2 separate regions of the Homo sapiens genome follow, and region 2 is linked to region 1. Evidence: read pairs that join two places in POLR2A ChIA-PET (ENCODE). Cell type or tissue: GM12878. All regions are shown on one strand.

What was found. ChIA-PET counts read pairs that join two places held together with the same protein. Peaks named below come from ENCODE experiments on the same cell type or tissue, not always from the same donor. Only the 100,000 strongest peaks of a DNase experiment are listed, where the experiment ranks them.
Region 2: POLR2A ChIA-PET joins it to region 1 with 10 read pairs; 3 of 35 experiments call an interaction of 5 or more read pairs at or near these places.

What each region holds. Positions count from the first base shown.
Region 1 is chr1:236,425,977-236,433,976 of GRCh38, forward strand. It overlaps EDARADD (EDAR associated via death domain), which reads left to right. Exons shown (of 6, transcript NM_145861.4): 4 at 1,416-1,474. Among named protein-coding and RNA genes, the nearest start is that of EDARADD, 36 kb to the left of the region's middle. In GM12878, no CTCF peak of the experiment used is centred here; a DNase peak (open chromatin) is centred at 3,885.
Region 2 is chr1:236,496,398-236,504,397 of GRCh38, forward strand. No RefSeq gene overlaps it. Among named protein-coding and RNA genes, the nearest start is that of LGALS8, 24 kb to the right of the region's middle. RefSeq lists an enhancer at 6,772-7,066. In GM12878, no CTCF peak of the experiment used is centred here; no DNase peak of the experiment used is centred here; H3K27me3 peaks cover 259 bases.

The DNA.
Region 1 (8,000 bases):
TTTTATTTTTTTATTTTTGGAGACAGGGTCTCACTCTGTCCCCCAGGCTGGAGTGCAGTGGCATGATCGATCAGAGCTCACTGCAGCCTTGAACTCCTGGGCTCAAGTGATCCTCCTCTCTCAGCCTCCCAAGTAGCTGGGACTACAGGCACACACCAGCATGCCTGGCTAATTTTTAAGTTTTTTGAGACTGGGTCTCACTGGGTTGCCCAGGCTGCTCTTAAACTCCTGCCTCAAGTGCTCCTCCTGCCTCAGCCTCCTGAATAGCTGTCATTACAGGCGTGAGCCACCACTCCTGGCTATCATGCCAGTTGTTTTGATCACCTTCTCCTCACCCCTGCTCTAGGATTATGGGGATGGACAAACACACACATCCAACACTGGAGAGACAAGATCAGCAGCAGTTTATGAGTCACATATATGCACAGCCCAGGGGAGGAGGACACTGCCCATCACACAGAGCCACGCAGGGGGACACAGATGTTGTACTTGAGAGCAGAGCAAAAAACCATGGGCTGTGTGAGACAAACATTGTGGCATCAAAAGGGTAGGCTGCCTTCTGGTTCCCATGTGAGTTCGTGATCAGCCTGTTTGAATAATTCCACATGTTGGTAGGAAACTGAAACCCACTACCCAAAAAATAAGCAGGGGGCAGTCACAGTGGCTCACACTAGTAATCCCAACACTTTGGGAGGCCAAGGCAGGAGAATCACTTGAGGCCAGGAGTTCAAAACCAGCATGGACAACACAGTGAGGCCCTATATCTTACTTAGCTTGGTGTGGTGGCACATGCCTATCTTCCCAGATACTTGGGAGGCTGAGGTGGGAGGATCACATGAGCCTAGGAGTTCCAAGTTACTGTGAGATGCACTCCAGCCTGGATGACAGAGTGAGACCCTCTGTCTCTTATTTTTATTTTTTTGAGACGGAGTTTTGCTCTTGTTCTCCAGGCTGGAGTGCAATGGCGTGGTCTCAGCTCACTGCAAACTTTGTCTCCTGAGTTCAAGTGATTCTCCTGCCTCAGCCTCCAGAGTAGCTAGGATTACAGGCATGCGCTACCACTCTTGGCTAATTTTGTATTTTTAGTAGAGACGGGGGTTTCTCCATGTTGGTCAGGCTGGTCCCAAGCTCCCAACCTCAGGTGATCCGCCTGCCCCTGTCTCTTATTTTAAAAAAATAAATAAAAAATAAGCAGGAATTGTGCCTAATCTCTTGATAAGCAGCATTGTTTAGCTGGGGGATCTTATCCTTAAGAGCAGAGTTTGGAGAGGAATTTGTAGTCCAGCCCTTCTGATTTTACCAGATGCCAAGGCAGCATGTGACACTGAACCTTAATTTTAGGTCTTACACCACGGAGTGTGTGCTTTTTAAAATCACACTTTGTTTCTTTCTTTCTTTCTTTTTTTTTTTCCTAGCTGAAGAATGTGATACAATTACTTTGAACTGCCCACGAAATTCAGATATGAAAAATCAGGTAAGAATAATTTCAACTATATTTTACCCTTAGGTACATGATAATCCACCTAAAATTTTTTGAGATTTATAGAGTTTTACAAATAAAAAATGAAAAACAGGATTTCTAGATCATAAACAGGGTTTGCAAATGGTCTCTAAGCATCCCAGTAAGGTAGCATATCTTTAGAACTTTTTTACTTCTAATAAATATTATAGCTTTCATTCATTCTTTGAAATACTCTTCTACATGCCAACAACAGAAAATCAATGCTGGTGAGTTAGAAAGGAGAGTTGTTTTCTTTCTAATGCAGTTGGCACTCTGTGGATGAGCAAATTCTTTAAGGCACAACAAAACTAGATACTCTAATATAATACTTGTAATGCTTTATTAAACTTTAATTTTTTTAGATATCAGAAGTCAAACTTTAACATATTATTTCTATTATCTTTTTCCAAAAAGGAAATATGTTTATTGTTTTATGATTATAAAAGAATTCATATTTTTTAATTGTAATTTTTTTAATTTATTTATTTTATTTTATTTTATTTTTTTAGTATTTATTGATCATTCTTGGGTGTTTCACAGAGAGGGGGATTTGGCAGGGTCATAGGACAATAGTGGAGGGAAGGTCAGCAGATAAACAAGTGAACAAAGGTCTCTGGTTTTCCTAGGCAGAGGGCCCTGCCGCCTTCTGCAGTGTTTGTGTCCCTGGGTACTTGAGATTAGGGAGTGGTGATGACTCTTAAGGAGCATGCTGCCTTCAAGCATCTGTTTAACAAAGCACATCTTGCACCGCCCTTAATCCAATTAACCCTGAGTGGACACAGCACATGTTTCAGAGAGCACAGGGTTGGGGGCAAAGTTATAGATTAACAGCATCCCAAGGCAGAAGAATTTTTCTTAGTACAGAACAAAATGGAGTCTCCTATGTCTACTTCTTTCCACACAGACGCAGTAACAATCCGATCTCTCTTTCTTTTCCCCACACTTCACCCCTTTCTATTCGACAAAACCGCCATCGTCATCATGGCCTGTTCTCAATGAGCTGTTGGGTACACCGCCCAGACGGGGTGGCGGCCGGGCAGAGGGGCTCCTCACTTCTCAGATGGGGCGGCCAGTCAGAGACACTCCTCACTTCCCAGACTGGGCTGCCGGGCAGAGGCGCTCCCCACATCCCAGACATGGGCGGCCGGGCGGAGACGCTCCTCACTTCCTAGACGGGATGGCGGCCGGGAAGAGGCGCTCCTCACTTCCCAGACTGGGCTGCCGGGCAGAGACGCTCCTCACTTCCCAGACGGGGTGGCGGCCGGGCAGAGGCTGCAATCTCGGCACTTTGGGAGGCCAAGGCAGGCGGCTGGGAGGTGGAGGTTGTAGCGAGCGGAGATCACGCCACTGCACTCCAGCCTGGGCAACATTGAGCACTGAGTGAGCGAGACTCTGTCTGCAATCCCGGCGCCTCGGGAGGCCGAGGCTGGCAGATCACTCGCGGTCAGGAGCTGGAGACACGCCCGGCCAACAGGGCGAAACCCCGTCTCCACCAAAAAAATACGAAAACCAGTCAGGCGTTGCGACGCGCGCCTGCAATCCCAGGCACTCGGCAGGCTGAGGCAGGAGAATCAGGCAGGGAGGTTGCAGTGAGTCGAGATGGCATCGGTACAGTCCAGCCTCGGCTGGGCATCAGAGGGAGACCGTGCAAAGGGGAGAGGCGGCAGTACAGTCCAGCCTCGGCTCGGCATCAGAGGGAGACTGTGCAGAGGGAGAGGGAGCGGGAGCGGGAGAGGGAGAGATTTTTTTTTTTTTTTTTTTGAGGCAGTCTCACTCTGGAGTGCAGTGGTGCGATCTCGGCTCACTGTAACCTCTGCCTCCTGGGTTCAAGAGATTCTCATGCCTCAGCCTCCTGAGTAGCTGAGATCACAGGTGCGCGCCACCATGCCCGGCTACTTTATTTATTTATTTATTTTTTTAGACAGAGTCTCGCTCTGTCACCCAGGCTGGAGTGCAGTGGTGCGATCTCGGCTCACTGCAAGCTCCACCTCCCAGGTTCACGCCATTCTCCTGCCTCAGTCTCCCGAGTAGCTGGGACTACAGGCGCCCGCCACCATGACCCGCTAATTTTTTTTTTTTGAATTTTTAGTAGAGACGGGGTTTTGCCATGTTGGCCAGGCTAGTCTCGAACTCTTGGCCTCAAGTGATCTGTCCACCTAGGCCTCCCAAAGTGCTGGTATTACAGGCTTGAGCCACTGCACCTGGCCAGAATGTTCATTATTTTAAAGTTCAAGTTGTGCAAAAAAGTACACACAGAAAGTTAAGAATTGCCTGTCATTCCACTGTTCCACCTTTTGATATACATCTTTCTGGGGACTTCCTTGGTCAGTTACTTCTTGTACTGTCCAAGCCACCTCTGTTCTCTCTCCCAAAGCTCATTAGCAGAGTTGCTTAACTATATTTACAGCATTCAGTATCTCAAAGGCATGTTTTGCCTCAAATAGGCTGATTCAATTCTGCTCCTTCTATATATAACATCAAGTTAATTTGTAACAAGTTTTGCCTAGTCTTGCTTTAAAACATCACTCTGTAATAAAGTCTTTAATAGTAACATTGCTGGGTAGTCAAATCACCTCTGTAAGAAAGAGAAGTTACACAATAGTTGATAAAATAAGCAGTTTAAATTAAAACACATAACTGTCTTGAAAATGGTCAGTGGTGCTAGTTTTAACTTTGTTTTGGGGAATTTTCAACCATTAATTGTGAATATCAGACTTCACTCTTTACTCCTGATACTCAACATTTTCCTTGAAATTATAATCTAATAATGGGCTTCTGTGCTTACTGAATTTAAACTAGTTTAGTAAACTGAAAGTATAAATTTGTTCTTCTCATAATCCTAATTTTTAAACAAAATTTTGCTCCTCACATTTTTTTGGTAACATGTAGACTTCCTTGAAGATAAAAGAATGCTAAGTTTTTCATGTAGTTTACTTTTAGGGATTTTCCAAAACCACTTAAGATGAGGTACAGAATATATGTTAGCACACTGTTCAGCATTTTTCCTAATTTCAGTGTTATAATTTTGGCTATATCAAGTAAATACTATCCTAAAAGGTGAAAATATATTTATCAACTAAAAAAATAGGGGAAATACCTCTTTGAGATTTTTAAAGTTCTATTTTAAAACAAAATGTCTTCTTCTCCTATAAAAAGTAGTACTATAGGCAGCTGGCTGCTTCCGTTGACTATTTCTTTGTATAATCTATAGGATTTGTTTTAACTGCTAGATACTCAGAAGGATTCTTTGAAATGAACTTGGCAGTTAGAACAAAGAAAATTCACCAGGGAGAAACGTTTAAAAGAAGAAAACAACACACACTCCATTCTATAGTTCAGACATTAAAAGCAAGCTGGAGGCCGAGCTCGGTGGCTCACGCCTATAATCCCAACACTTTGTGGGGCTGAGGCAGGTGGATCACGAGGTCAGGAGTTTAAGACCAGCCTGGCCAAGATGGTGAAACCCCGTCTCTACTAAAACTACAATAATTAGCAGGGTGCAGTGGCAGGCGCCTGTAATCCCAACTACTTGGGAGGCTGAGGCAGGAGAATTGCTTGAACCAGCAGGTGGAGGTTGCAGTGAGCTGAGATTGTGCCACTGCACTCCAGCCTAGGTGACAGAGTGAGACCCTGTCTTAAAATAAATAAATAAATAAATAAAATAAAAGCAAGCTGGAAGTATGTTCTTTAGAATAATTATTATCTGCCTTTTTAGTGATTTTTATAATTTAAGACTAAAATCTGCTTCTACTAAGGATTTATTTGAGCTTCCTTTTTCGAGTGATGCCGAGGAAAAACATCATAGTGTCCTAGTGTCAAAAATTAAAGTCTAAGCCAGGCATGCTTGTGGTCCCAGCTACTCAGGAGGCTGAGGTGGGAGGATCGCTTGAGAACTGGAGTTTGAGGCTAGTCTGGCAACATAGCAAGACCTGTCTCTTAAACAAAACAAAACATTAAGGTCTGACATTTCAAGTGCAATTTCAGAAAGAACCCTTTACTTTTAGTTATTTAAAATCAATACCCCATCTACTAGAACTATTCAACTTCTACAACTTATTACAACTGGTATTTATTGAGGATATACTCTAAGACCAATCTGAACTGGGTATTCTTGGACATAAAAAATACAGGAGGAGGAGGTGGAAGTTAAGACCCCAGGCAGGGCCGGGCGCGGTGGCTCACGCCTGTAATCCCAGCACTTTGGGAGGCCGAGGCGGGTGGATCATGAGGTCAGGAGATCGAGACCATCCTGGCTAACAAGGTGAAACCCCGTCTCTACTAAAAATACAAAAAATTAGCCGGGCGCGGTGGCGGGCGCCTGTAGTCCCAGCTACTCGGGAGGCTGAGGCAGGAGAATGGCGTGAACCCGGGAAGCGGAGCTTGCAGTGAGCCGAGATTGCGCCACTGCAGTCCGCAGTCCGACCTGGGCGACAGAGCGAGACTCCGTCTCAAAAAAAAAAAAAAAAAAAAAAAAAGACCCCAGGCAGACCTTATAGACTTGTTGGAGAGGCAGTGCACACAGTTTGATTCTCGGATGTGTGTAAGGCTCAGATGTGTAAACAATTTCCATGATACTTTAAGGAAAACATTTCCTAGGACCTTTATCAATCAATAAAGTTTTAATTACTTTAACGACATGCATAAGCATATGGCAAATGAAGATAAAGCAAAAATTTGTTCCAGCTGGGTACGGAGGCTCACACCTGTAATCCCAGCACTTTGGGAGGCCAAGGTCAGCAAAACCTGAACTCTACAAAAAATACAAAAATTAACCACACCTGTGGTCCCATGGTCCCAGCTGCTCAGGAGGCTGAGGTGAGAGGATCGCTTAAACCTGGGAAGCAGAGGTTGCAGGGAATGGAAATCGTGCCACTGCACTTCAGCCTGGGAGATAGAGCCAGACCCTGCCACCAAAAGAAAAAAAAAAAAATTGGGTTCCAGTTTGTAGCCAAGAATCCATGCCAAGAGGAGTCTAAGGTAATACAATAAAAATAAGAAAAATAATAAATATTAGGATACTAAGTTGGAGTTAGAAGTTATGAAAATAATGACATTGTCTTCTATGTTGTTTATTTGGATTACAAAACAAGTTTTTTTAGTTTTAGAAACTACATTAAGAAACTGCAGACCAACTCGGTGGCTCATGCCTGTAATCCCAGCACTTTGGGAGGCCGAAGTGGGCAGATCACCTGAGATCAGGAATTCTAGACCAGCCTGGCCAACACAGTGAAACCCCGTCCCTACTAAAAATACAAAAATTAGCTGGGCATGGTGGTGGGTGCCTGTAATCCCAGCTATCTGGGAGGCTAAGGCAGGAGAATTGCTTGAACTCAGGAGAGGAAGGTTCCAGTGAGCCGAGATCATGCTCAGCTTGAGCCTGGGAGGCTGTGGCTGCAGTGAGCTGTGACTGTGCTGCTGCACTCCAGCATGGATGACAGAGCAAGACTCTCAAAAAAAAAAAAAGAAAGAAAGAAAGAAAGAAACTACAATACCATTAAGTTATTGGCTCATTTACTTGCGACAAATGTATCCCACTAATGTAAGATGTTCATAATAACAGAAACTGGGGATAGGATATATATATAGGAATTCTTTACACTGTCTTCTCAAATTTTCTGTAAATCTAAAATGATTCTAAAATAAAAGCGTTACTTTAAAAAGCATACTAAATAAAATTTAGATTCTAGATCAATGAAAGGCGCATCGCCCATTCCACCACTCGAATACAATTATTTTTGTCACTTCGTTGTATTCCTTTGTACATTTTTGTATGCATAATTATAAAAACAGCAAATAACCCTGGGCGCGGTGGCTCATGCCTGTAATCCCAGCACTTTGGGGGGGGCCGAGGCAGGTGGACCACCTGAGGTTAGGAGTTTGAGATCAGCCTGGCCAACATGGGGAAACAGAAACCCTGTCTCTACTAAAAATACAAGCGATTCTCCCGCCTCAGCCCCAGAGCAGCTGGGATCACAGGCACCCACCACCACACCCAGATAATTTTTGTACTTTTAGTAGAGACGGGGTTTCACCATGTTGGCCAGGCTGGTCTCGAACTCCTGACCTCAGGTGATCCACCCACCTCAGTCTCCCAAAGTGTTGGGATTACAGGCGTGAGTCACCGCATCCAGCCTAACTCATATAGTTTTCAAAATGACCTTATGCAGGACGTACCATTATTATGCTCACTTTACACATCAAGATCCAGAGTGGTTAAAAAATAAAATAAAATAAATATAAAAATTAGCCAGGCGTGGTGGTGGGTGCCTGTTATCCCAGCTACTCTGGAGGCTGAGGCAGGATAATTGCTTGAACCCAGGAGGCAGAGGTTGTGGTAAGCCGATATCGCACCACTGCACTCCAGCCTAGGCGACAGAGTGAGACTCCATCTCAAAAATCAAAAACAAACAAACAAAAAAAACAAAAAAAAAAACCCTGCAAATAATTTGATATTGTTCTATATCCTGCTTTTGTTGTTTAATAATTCAGAAACATTTTA
Region 2 (8,000 bases), 70 kb after region 1:
AACACAAAATAGCATGAGAGAGAATGGTCGCATGGAGCGGAGGAGCTGCTGAGACTGAACCCAAGCCAGGGCTACTGCTGGGTGGAACTGGACATGCCCAGCCCATGGGAAAGTCTTCCCACAGAAGTCATATTTGCAGGGGTCTCCCAGGAGACAGCACATTCTGAGCAAAGGAGTGAGGCAGAGATAACTATTCAGGAACCAAGAGACTCGCTGGAAAGAAGCAGAGATTTTCAGCCCAGCGTAGTGGATGTTTCTTGAATCTTCCCCTGTGGATGCCCCAAACCTTGAGATCCTTCCAACAAATAGCACACTACTAACAAACTGTGACTCAAAGAGAGGGAAACATGGTCCCCTGCTCTGTCACAAATCACTGTGAAGCTTTGGCACCCTGACTGCTCAGGTGGCCACCAACACAGAAGGACCACGAATGGCTGAGTCAGGAAGTCACAGCCGTGTGGCTGGAAGAGGCTCTGCCTTGCTCTGGGAGAAATGCCTATCCCCAAGGAAGCCTTAGTATCCATGGGAGAGAAACACTGTAGCAATGGCCCCCAGGACTCTCGGGAAGCCACTTCTGGTGGGAGGGGACTCAAAGGGTGCTGGGGGACCTGTGTCTGCATCTGGAAGTGAGGAGCCAGGAAAATTTTCTTTCAGTTTCTTTCTTTTTTCTTTTCTTTTTTTTTTTTTTTTTTTGAGAAAGGGCCTTGCCCTGTCGCTCAGGCTGAAACATAGTGGTGCGATCTCGGCTCACTGCAACCTCCACCTCCCAGGTTCGAGTGATTCTCCTGCCTCAGCCTCCCGAGTAGCTGGGACTACAGGCATGCACCCCCACCCACGCCCAGCTAATTTTTGTATTTTTGGTAGAGATGTGGTTTCGCCATGTTGGCCAGGCTGGTCTCGAACTCCTGGCCTCAAGTGATCCTCCCGATGTGCTGGGATTACAGGTGTGAGCCACCACGCCCGGCCTCTTTCTGCTTCATTTAACATTAATGGTCATCCCACAGCATGGTGCTGTGCACCTGTAGTCCCAGCTACTCAGGTGGCTGAGGTGGGAGAATCACTTGCGTTCCAGCTGTAGTGAGCCTTGATTGTGTCTGTGAATAAATGCCACTTCTCTCCAGCTTGAGCAACATAGGGAGACTGTCTCTTAAAAAACAAAACAAAACAGGCTGGGCTCGGTGGCCCACGCCTACAATCCCAGCACTTTGGGAGGCCAAGGCAAGAGGATTGCTTGAGCCCAGGAGGTCAAGAGCAGCCTGGGCAAAATAGGGAGACCCCATCTCTACAAAAAGATAAAAAATAAAAAAATTAACTGGGCATGGTGATACACCTGTAGTCCCAGCTACTCTGGAGGCTGAGATAGGAGTATTGCTTGAGCCTGGGAGGTCGAGGCTGCAGCGAGCCATGATCATGCCACTACACTCCAGTCCAGGCAGCAGAGTGAGATCCCGCCTCAAAAAAATAAAACAAAACAAAACTCATCTCTCCCTTGGCTCCTGAGACTACAATCCCTCACGGTTCTTTTCTACTTCTCTGTTTTTCTCTTCTTGTCTCCCTTTTTTTCTGGTCTCTCTGTCACCCAGGCTGGAGTGCAGTGGTGTGATCATAGCTCACTGCAACCTTGACCTCCTGGGTTCAAGAGATCCTCCCACCTCAGCCTCTCGAGTAGCTAGGACTACAGGCTCACACCACCATGCCTAGCTAATATTTGTAGATTTTGTAGAGATGGGGTCTTGCTATGCTGTCCAGGCTGGTCTCAAGCTCCTGGCCTCAAGTGATCCACCCACCTCAGCCACCCAACGTTCTGGGATTACAGGGGTGAGCCACCGCGCCCAGCCGATAATTGTTGAAAAATCATTTTCAGTTAAGGTATCCAGTCAAGGTCAGAAAATGAGAAAATGTTAAAAAAAAAAAAGCTATAAGTAAAACAGATTCAGTCGGGACATGATGGTTCACGCCTGCAATCCCAGCACTTTGGGAGGTTGAGGTAGGATAATCACTTGAGCCCAGGAGTTCGAGACCAGCCTGGGCAACATAGCGAGACCTTATCCATACAAAAAAATTTAAAAAATACCCAGGCATGGTGGCATACTCCTGCATTCCCTGCTACTTGGATGGCTGAAGCGGGAGGATCCCTTGAACTCAGGAGTCAGAGGCTGCAGCGAAATATGATTGTGCCGCTGTACTCCAGCCTGGTTGACAGAGCAAGACTGTTCCCCCACCCCCCTGAAAAAAAAAAAAAAACCTAAATCCAAATTTTAAAAGTTTCCTTGACTCTTCAACTTGCTCACCCTCCACCAAATAAAATAACTACGAAGGAGGCTTATTTTTTACTATTTCCAGGGATACGATATATGTTTGTCCTGAAAATATACATCATGGCTTTACTCAAGCCACAGTGATGAGGCCTCATTGTCACTGTAGCCTAATTACGATTTTATAACTCCATTTAAAATTCAATTTAAACACAGTTTAAAAATTCAGTCCAAGTCAAACATGCTCTCAGTAGCTAGAAGCAAAACTCTGTTCAGGTCCTTGATGGATCTATTTGTACTTTCTTTCATGAAAACAGAAAGTCCTTTTTTACACACCATGCAACAGGAAAATTCATAACGGACATTGTTTTACCTGTTCTTGGCAAAGACAAGTGAGCTCTTAACAAGCAAGGTAACTATGGAGATGATGTTTTGCTCCAAGTTAACACTTACATATTTAATTAGAAAGATTTCAAAGGTGGGCAGATTCACTGGAAAGTTTCCAAAAGCTTCACTTGTTCAACAAATAATGTTAGAGAGGGAGCACCGTGCCCTCGGGCCCCTAGGAATTAGTTCCACATGGTCCGGTCCTCTGTCCAGTGTGCCCAGCATCCACTTGGGAGAACAGCATGGCCTTCTGTCCAGGGCAGCCCACGCCAGCACTGCCTGCCCTTTCAGGCCCATGGCTCCCATTAAGTGCCATTTCGAGCATACTTAGCCAAGTTTCCCTACCATGGCCAACAAAGAGGTTGTTCAAAAATGCTTGTCAGGTCGGGCATGGTGGCTCACGCCTGTAGTCCCGGCACTTTGGGAGGCTGAGGCGGGTGGATCACCTGAGGTCAGGAATTCAAGACCAGCCTGGCCGACATGGTGAAACCCCGTCTCCACAAAAATACAAACATTAGTTGGGCATGATGGCGGGTGCCTGTAATCCCAGCTGCTCAGGAGGCTGAGACAGGAGAATTGCTTGAACCCGGGAGGTGAAGGTTGCACTGAGCTGAGATCACACCATTGCACTCCAGCCTGGGCGACAGAGTGAGAATCCATCTCGAAAAAAAAAAAAGTTTGTCAACGGTTTCACTGAATCCAGAATACTTTTCTAAAATGTCAACCCTATAGAATACATTTTATAAAATTATGAAGGCCTGGTCTGGTGTAGTGGCTCACGCTTGTAATCCCAGCACTTTGGGCAGCCAAGGCAGGTGGATCGCTTGAGGCTGGGAGTTTGAGACTAGCCTGGCCAACAAGGCAAAACCCTGACTCTACTAAAAAATACAAAAATTAACTGGGCGTGGTGGTGCACACCTGTAATCCCAGCTACTCAGGAGGTTGAGACAGGAGAATCACTTGAACCCAGGAGGTGGAGGTTGCAGTGAGTGGAGATTGCGCCATTGCACTCTAGCCTGGGTGACAGAGCAAGACTCTATCTTCAAAAAATAGATAAATAAATAAAAATTAAAACAAAATAAAATTATGAAGGCCTTAGGTCAGAGAATTACCGAGGGAATATTCAAAGTTATACCTCCAAGTATCTACAATGAAGATACTTTCATCAGAAAAAAGGAGTTTACGGCCAGGCCCTGTGGTTCATGCCTATAATCTCAGCACTTTGGGAAGCCAAGGCTGAGGCAGGAGGATCACTTGAGGCCAGGAGTTCGAGACCAGCCTGAGCAAAAACGTGAGATCCCATTTCTACCAAAAATAAAAATGTAAGGTAGGCATGCAACTGTAGTCCCAGCTACTCGAGAGGCTGAGGCAAGAGGATCGCTTAAACCCAGGACTCCAGCCTGAGCAACAGAGCGAGACCCTGTTTATAAAAAAAAAAGAAAAAAAAAAAGAAGAAGAAGAAGGAGAAGAAAGGAAATAAAATTTAAGAAAAAAAAAAGGACTTAATAAGGTTGAATGAAGGCAAGAATATTCTTAGCTCTGTTTAAGTCAAGACCTGAGTAGTAGCTCTACGTAGCTGTATGTCGATAATGTTTTTGAGACAGCACTACTGATAAATTGTTACATAATAAACTGTTATGGCTGGATGCAGTGGCTCATGCCCATAATCCCAGCACCTTGGGAGGCCGAAGTGAGTGGATCACCTGAGGTCAGGAGTTCGAGACTAGCCTGATCAATATGGTGAAATCCCATTTCTACTAAAAAAATAAAAATTAGCTGGGCATGGTGGCGCACCTGTAATCCCAGCTACTCAGGAGGCTGGGGCAGGAGGATTGCTTGAACCCAGGAGACAGAGGTTGCAGTGAGCCGAGATTGCGCCATTGCACTCCAGCCTAGAAGACAGAGCGAGACTCCATCTCAAATAAATAAACTGTTAAATTAAGTTTAGCCTAAAGCTACCCCCTTACATATTTTAAGTTCAGTCTAAAGGTTTCCCTGCACATAGTGAACTGTAACCTAACTGGATGCGTAAACAGACTATAACCTACTCTTGGGCCAGTCACTGAGTTTTGGTCAATCAAAGGCAGCCAACTGTTCAAACCAGGTTAAAATAAGGCAGATGCTGAGCTCTAACCAGTCCAGCCATTTCTGTACCTTGCTTCCATTTTCTGTCCATCACTTTCCCTTTTCTGTCCATAAATCTTCCACCACGTGGCTGTGCTGGAGCCACTGTGAAACTATTCTGTTTCAGGGGCTGCCCAATTCATGAATCATTCCTTGCTCAATTAAACTCTGTTCATTTAATTTGTCTAATATTTTTCTTTTAATCAAAGTAATTTGGCCGGGCACAGTGGCTCACGCCTGTAATCCCAACACTTCGGGAGGCCGAGGTAGGTGGATCACCTGAGGTCAAGGGTTCAAGACTAGCCTGGCCAACATGGTGAAACCCCGTCTCTACTAAAAGTACAAAAATTAGCCGGGTGTGGTGGCGGGCGCCTGTAATCCCAGCTACTCGGGAGGCTGAGGGAGGAGAATCGCTTGAACCCGGGAGGTGGAAGTTGCAGTGAGCTGAGATTGTGCCATTGCACTCCAGCTTGGGCGACAGGGCAAGACTCTGTCTCAAAAAAAAAAAAAAAATTAATTCAGAGACCTACTCATGTGAAGTTGTATTTTTTTATTCTCCATATTACAAAACAGAACAATTGGCACAGGGATGAAGAAATACTTTGCAAAACATCTAGAGAGGTTAAATGCCATGAGTCTTTAAAATGTAAGACTGCTTTCACCTGAGCAATCTAGTGTCCATTTCTAGAGCTAGCTTAAATGTCCGTGTAAATCCCCGTAATTGGTTGGGATAACAATTACCTATGTTGTATAACTTGAGTCAAAAACTACGTTTCCACTGCCTGCCACCCCTATGGATGGTTTTCTCTTAAGGTATCAAATTTTACTGGGAAAGACCTAGATAAAATACAGCGAAAATGAGGCGGGGCGTCCTGGCACATGCCTGTAATCCCAGCGCTTTGGGAGGCTGAGTCAGAAAGATCTTTGAATTCAGGAGTTCAAGACCAGCCTGGGCAATATAGTGAAATCCTGTCTTTACAAAAAATTAAAAATTAGCCAGGCATGGGGGCATGGGCCTGTAGTCCCAGCTACTTGGGTTGGGTGACTGATGTGGGAGGATCACTTGAGCCCAGGAGGTTGAGGCTGCAGTGAGCTCTGACCATGCCCCTGCACTCCAGCCTGGGTGACAGAGCAAGACCCAGTCTCAAAAAGAAAAGAAAAAGAGTAATGTTAGGTCAAGGTAGAACCTACCTTGACTTTCTGTTACTATGGAAGATATTCTGGGGTATCTCTGAGATCCAAGTATTATGGCACTTAAGTAATTCCTATCTATTGTTCTACTTGGTTCCTCGGGAGTAAAAGTCATATTCAAACCAAAAAGGCTGTGGGATTTCCAGAATTTTAAAAGCAATAATAGTTAATGTTCTCCCATGGGAGTTACTCCACATTTTTACATATGTTCCATATGTTAACTCATTTAGACCTTACCTTTATGAGGTAAGTCCTCTTCTTATCCCCACTTTAGAGGTGGGAAAACTGAGGCACAGAAAGAGTAAGTTGCTTGCCTAAGGCCCTGTTACTAGCAGGTGGTGAAACCAGCATTCCAACCCGGGAGTCTGGCAAATGTGTGTGAAGAGCACACGTTTGGAAATGACAGTCATGAGGACACTGTAAGACTTCTGGAATGTTTATAATTTCACCTTTGCTTGTTATTTTTCCTGTCTGTTTCCCTAGAGTGAGCTGAGTGAAAAAAGAAAGAAGAAAGAAAGAAGAAAGAGAAAGAGAAAGAAAGGAGAGAAAAAGAAAAAAGAAAAGAAAAACAGAAAAAGGGAAAGAAAGAAGAAATGAAAGAAAGAAAAGAAAAGAAGAAAGAAAAGAAAGAGAGAAAGGAAGGAAGGAAGGTGGGAGGGGAGGAAAGGAAGAAGAAAGAAAGAAGGGGGACAGAGGGAGGGAATGAAGGAGGGAGAGAGGGAGGGAAGGAGGAAGAAATAAAAAGATGAGGATCTGTATGCTTGAGGGGTGGAGGTGGGGGGCTTGGGTGGGAGTGTGGGATGGGCAGAAAGCTGGAGGGAGCCCTGGACCGACTGCATTCCACAGAGGATTGTGGGTGCAACGTAGGTGGCAGATTGAGAAAAGCAAACAAACAAGCTCAGCCTTTGGAGCTTCGGGGAAGAAAAAAAGCTGAGCAGTGAATGCTGGCTTCCCACGGAGAAGGCAGGCTGCTTCGCCAGCTCACATCCTTCCGCGCACCCACTTCCTCTTTCCGGAGGTCACTTTAGATTGCTTTATGGCAGGATCTCCAGGTCACAGGAATGTTATGTTTCGACTGGGGTTTCCCCCTCCCCTGGGATGCCTGGGCCAGCTCCCCAAGGGCTAGTCTCTGTCCCAGGCCCCACACTCCCATAGCACTCAGCAAAAGCCTAGAGAGAGCACCGCAAAATGCCAAACGCAACAGGACCGCGTAGGAAGAAGACGCTTGGAATGACAGGGACACTAGAACTGCCCATGGTCGTGGTCTCAAATTTTTGTTCCATGGTCTGAAATACTAAAAGTTCTTAAACAGCTACTTGATTTCATACTATTGTTTTGAAGAAAACAGTGTTTGTTTGTTGTTTTGTTTGTTTGTTTGTTTGAGACAGAGTTTTGCTCTTGTTGCCGAGTTTGGTCCATGTTGGTCAGGCTGGTCTCGAACTCCTGACATCAGGTAATCCACCCACCTCTGCCTCCCAAAGTGCTGGGATTACAGGAAAACAGTTGTTTCTTTAAAACAATTATATAGGCTGGGCACGGTAGCTCATGCCTGTAATCCCAGCACTTTGGGAGGCTGAGGTGGGTGAATTACCTGAGGTCAGCAGTTCGAGACCAGCCTGGCCAACATGGTGAACCTCCGTCTCTACTAAAAATGCAAAAAATTAGCCGGGCGTGGTGGTGCATTCCTGTAATACCAGGTACTCAGGAGGCTGAGGCAGGAGAATCACTTGAACCCAGGAGGTGGAGGTTGCAGTGAGCTGAGATGGCACCACTGCACTCCAGCCTGGGCAACAAGAGCAAAACTCCATCTCACAATCTCAAAAAAATAAAATAAAATAAAATAAAATAAATGGTTATATAAGCTACCTTATTGATGCAGTTACAAATGAGCCGCTGAAACATATAAATTTTAAAGAACAAGCCACATATCTTTCATCACCCACAGCTTCACCAACTAAAGGTGTATGTAGTACTTTTGTGGAAGGCATTTCCACATGCTTTGAGGGACCTTGAAATACTGCTATGATTACATGATTTTTCTAA